Regions from separate parts of the Homo sapiens genome. Here region 2 is linked to region 1. Evidence: chromatin loops called from intact Hi-C (ENCODE). Cell type or tissue: GM12878. All regions are shown on one strand.

Region 1 (2,500 bases):
CCTTCCTGTTTGCTGCTCGCCCAGCTCTGGACGCAATCCATCTTGCCACTCTCTCTTGCTCTCATCGTACTGACGTGAGGATCTCCTCCCACACAGCCCTGGCCAGCTTTCCTGAAGGGCTCTGCTGGGCTTCAAACTCCATTTTGTTTCATTATCAAGTGTAAGAAAACAGCCCTTTTCCTTTTCCCACACTTCTCCCTTTACTCTCCTGTTGGTCTGTCTTCTTCTTCTCCTTCTTCCCCTGGGTTTTCTTCTCTTTGACTTCTCTTCTTTTCCTCTTTCTCCTCCTTTGTTCCCTCTTTCTCTTCCTCCTACTCTCCCCACAATTATTTCTCTGTAGTTGTAAGATTAACCCTTTATAGCTATTTGGGAAAAAAAACTGGAAGAAGGACTATAGTAAAAAGAAAAAAAAGCTATATTCTTTTTACCATTTATACAGAAAAACAAAACAAAACAAAACAAAACTCCTCCTCCACCCAGCAGTTCCTTTGCCCTTTAGGTGGTAAACACATCATTCTCTTCTCCCACCAAGAGGGTGACCTTGCAATTATGGATGAAGATATGAATATCAGAGCAGTGACTGGGACTTGCAGAGCTTAGTCTTTTAGGGGACACATTTCCACACCAGAAATCCATGTCCGGGTGTGAAACATTATTACTGCTAATGTACATAGTGCTGTCAAGTTTCATTATGAGGCCCGGCAGAGTTCAGACCTCTATTTAGGCCAGAATACAGTGAACTCTGTCCTGATGGTTCTCACATGCCATCCAGCACACCGGGACATTCTCAACGCTGCTCAGGACTCCAGCTCCGGCCAGATGAAAATCTGCTCCTGCTCATTCAGCAAATGGTCACTGACCGCCTACCACATGCCAGACACTGTGCAGGGGTGAGGGCACGCAGCGAGGGCTCAGACATGATCCCTGTTTCCCGGGAGCTTACCCTCCAGCAAAGAAGAGAATGTATGTGTTTGAAAAACTCTAAGGTGGAAATGGAGCTGCAGAGGAAGTGAGGGGAGTTTTGAGGAGGGAGTGGAGGCTGGAAGCTCAGTGAGCCTTTTGGGAAAAGGTGGACTCTCTGCTCAGTTTTGGAGGATTTGAACATGTGAATATTTAGGCGAGACAGATCTTTGTATTTAAATGAGACTTGTGATTTTGCTTTATTTTCTTTTATTTTTTAATGAAAATTTTAAATTTTATTTTTAAAAATAATATCTAGTAAAATTGACTGTTGGAGGCATGACTGTATGATTCTTGGCACACAGATTCGTATAATCATGACTGCAATCAGGATTCAGAGCCGTTCCATCACACCAGCCCCCAAAATCCCTTACATGTCTACTTACAGCCACACTTTCTGCTCTAGTCACACAATCACTGATCTCTTCTCTGTGTCTGTAGTTTTGGGTTTCGGAGAATGTCATATAAGATAGAATCATACAGTGTGTAACCTTCTGAGGGTCACTTCCGTCAATCAGTAGAATGCCTCTGCAATTCATTCAAGCTGTTCTGTGTTTCTATAATTCATTGTTTGTATTCCCATATTGTATTTCATTGTTTATCCATACAACGATCTCACTCTTAGGTATTTAACCTATGGTCACACAAAAACCTGTGCACAAATGTTTATAATCTCTTTTCATAATTGCCCCAAACTGTAAAACACCTAAATGTCCTTCGATGGCTGAATAGAAAAACAAGACTTTTGTGGTCAGGCATCGTGATTCATGCCTGTAATCCCAGCACTTTGGGAGGCCAAGGTGGGCAGATTGCTCGAGTCCAAGGGTTCATGACCAGCCTGAGCAATGTGGTGAAACCCTGTCTACAAGAAATACAGAAATTACCTAGCTACTAAGGAGGCTGAGGTAGGAGGATCACTTGAGCCCCGGAGGTTGAGGCCGCAGTGAGCTGTGATTGTGCCACTGCACTCCAGCCTGGGCAACACAGCAAGACCCTATCTTGAAAACAAAACAAAACAAAAACAAAAATTTGTGATTTTCACTGAGAGAAAGTAAATTCTTGTTAACTTAGGCACAAAAAAGTGCAAAATGATTTATTGGTCCATTCAACTAGAAAGGATGGACTTGTTATCTTGCGTGTCTAGATCCAGGCTCAAACGGTGTCTTCAGGTCTTCCTCTCCTTTCCATATTTCTCCCTGTTAAGGTGAGTTGTTTGCCTCCAGGAGATAGGGAATGAACTCATCTAAACTAAGTATTGATTCACATACTTTTTTAATCCAGAAAGACAGTGATCCCTTCTAGTTGCAATAAAAAATTCCCAGAGAAGAAATGTGTTTGAATGAGATTGAGTCACGTACCGATCCCTGAACCAATCTCTGTGGCCAGAGATGCCCTCCAGGGTTCGTGGGGGAAGATCTATTATCAGGAAATGAAAGTAACCAGAAACAACAGCTATGACTGCATTTCCAGTGGAGGGAGGTGTAGGAACAAAAGCTAAGAAGTGGAAAATCACAAGACTTTACTGGGATACCATGAGTGG
Region 2 (2,500 bases), 66 kb after region 1:
AAATGCATAACTCAAAGACAGGGTTGAGCTAATGGGATGTCCATTAATCAAGCATATTGCCCAGAAGAAAGGCTTTGATCTTATGTGAATTGTCTAAGTACTTTTTGCTATCCGTTGGATAGACCAGTGTTTCCTTTCTTTCTTTTCTTTTTTCTTTTTTTTTTGGAGACAGAGTTTCACTCTTGTCACCCAGGCTTGAGTACAACGGCATGATATTGGCTCACTGCAGCCCCCGCCTCCTGGGTTCAAGTGATTCTTATGCCTCAGCCTCCTGAGTATCTGGAACTACAGGTGCCTGCCACCATGCCTGGCTAATTTTTGTATTTTTAGTAGAGACAGGGTTTCGCCATGCTGGCCAAGCTGGTCTTGAACTCCTGACCTCAGGTGTTCACCCGCCACAGCCTCCGAAAGTGCTGGGATTATAGGTGTGAGCCACCATACCCGGCCTCCTTTCTTTTTAAAGGTATTTTTCTGGTTTGCCTGGGTGTCCTTTGAATATGTCTTGTTCAGGTGAATACAGCAAGGTGGCTGGTACAAAACAGTAAGTGTAGCCTTGGTAGAGTATACAATAGCCTTTAAGATAGTTTAAATTTTAATGGGGTCTTTACCTGATCAAGGACCTTGCTTTTAGAAGTGTCTCCTTTTATACTACATGTCACATAGGTAGGTAGGGAAGATGTTATTAATGAGCCCTCATGTAACATTTGGCTCTATCAAGAGAAGTTCAGTGCACAAAATCAGGCATGGAATAGAACCCAGGTCTCCTGATTCTTGGCTGAGGTGTTGTCTGGGTACCTTCACTTCTCCCCTTTGGTTTCAAGCCTCTGTAATTATAGAATGAAGCAAAACCTTGCTTTCTCTGAGAATTTCACATCCTCCTCTCTTCCATTCTCTAGTAAGTTTTTATGACTCAGTTTAGATCTGATGACTAAACTCTAGTCTAAAGTTGTGTATGTTATAAACTCTTAAAAATTTAAGAGTTGGTAATTTTTACCTGTTTAATGGGTGTACAAATATCAACTAATTCAGAAAATGTCATGAAGATTAATTCAACAATTAGTATGAAGCCTTTAGGATAGTGCTTAGCAAATAGTAATTACTCAATAAGTGTTAGTTCTTGTCATGATAACTGCTATAATTAAGGACACTTTCTGCTTTTGCTGTCATGTACTCACAGTGTGTCCTTGGGAAAGCCACTTCCCCTTTTAAACTTCAGTTTACTCATCTGAAAAATAGGAGAAGAGTACAGCTAATGATTGTGAACAAACCTTCCAGTGCTAACATTCTGTGGTCTTGGGGTTTTTCTTTACAGCAATTCAACCAATGAGGGGATGAATGTGAAGAAATGCTGCAAGGGGTTCTGCATTGATATTCTGAAGAAGCTTTCCAGAACTGTGAAGTTTACTTACGACCTCTATCTGGTGACCAATGGGAAGCATGGCAAGAAAGTTAACAATGTGTGGAATGGAATGATCGGTGAAGTAAGTTATCTTTTCATCCCCTAGGCTCTTACTCAGACAAAGGGCCTGCAGTCCTCAGGAATGTTAGCAGGAAAAGTAAAGTACTGTTGTTCTCTCTCTCTCTTTTTTTTTTTTTTTTTTTTGCCTTGCATCCAGGTGGTCTATCAACGGGCAGTCATGGCAGTTGGCTCGCTCACCATCAATGAGGAACGTTCTGAAGTGGTGGACTTCTCTGTGCCCTTTGTGGAAACGGGAATCAGTGTCATGGTTTCAAGAAGTAATGGCACCGTCTCACCTTCTGCTTTTCTAGGTGTGTGAATTTCATAGTGACTATTGCTTTCCTATAAGGAATTGTAGGAAATCTTGTTTGCTCAGAGGATGGGACCAGAAAGGAACTTGTTTAGCTCTGTTTGGCCATGGCAGCATATTTCAGAGGATGCTGCATTTGAATTATCCTATGAAAGGGTTAGGCTTTGGGTCCCCACCCAAATTTCATCTTGAATTGTAATCCCCAGCTGTTGAGGGAGAGACCTGATGGGAGGTGACGGGATCATGGGGATGGTTTCTCCCCTTCTGTTCTTGTGATAATGAGTGAGTTCTCATGAGATCTGACGGTTTAATAAGGGGCTCTCATTATATTATTATTATTATAAGGGGTTTAATAAGGGGCTCTTCCCCCTTCGCTTCACTTCTCTCACATGCCGCCATGTAAGACGTGTCTGCTTCCTCTTCTGCCATGATTGTAAGTTTCCTGGGGACTCCCCAGCCATGTGGAACTGTGAGTCAATTAAATCTCTTTCCTTTATAAATTTACCCAATCTCAGACAGTTTATTTTTTTGAGATGGAGTCTAGCTCTGCTGCCCAGGCTTGAGTGCAGTGTTATGATCTTGGCTTACTGCGGCCTCTGCCTCCTGGGTTCAAGCAATTCTCCCACCTCAGCCTCCCCAGTAGCTGGGATTATAGGTGCCCACCACCATGCCTGGCTAATTTTTGTGTAGAGATGGGGTTTCGCCATGTTGGCCAGACTGATATCAAACTC

Evidence for each region. A loop is a pair of places that touch in the nucleus more often than their neighbours do. Peaks named below come from ENCODE experiments on the same cell type or tissue, not always from the same donor. Only the 100,000 strongest peaks of a DNase experiment are listed, where the experiment ranks them.
Region 2: it touches region 1 in a loop (2.5-fold over the local background); 2 of 110 quality-filtered maps call a loop at or near these places.

The regions. Positions count from the first base shown.
Region 1 is chr16:9,906,322-9,908,821 of GRCh38, reverse strand. The region is part of intron 3 of GRIN2A (glutamate ionotropic receptor NMDA type subunit 2A); the gene reads left to right. Among named protein-coding and RNA genes, the nearest start is that of GRIN2A, 270 kb to the left of the region's middle. In GM12878, no CTCF peak of the experiment used is centred here; no DNase peak of the experiment used is centred here; H3K27ac peaks cover 805 bases.
Region 2 is chr16:9,839,917-9,842,416 of GRCh38, reverse strand. It overlaps GRIN2A (glutamate ionotropic receptor NMDA type subunit 2A), which reads left to right. Exons shown (of 13, transcript NM_001134407.3): 6 at 1,313-1,481; 7 at 1,617-1,770. Among named protein-coding and RNA genes, the nearest start is that of GRIN2A, 340 kb to the left of the region's middle. In GM12878, no CTCF peak of the experiment used is centred here; DNase peaks (open chromatin) are centred at 856 and 1,246; H3K4me3 peaks cover 494 bases; H3K27ac peaks cover 2,007 bases.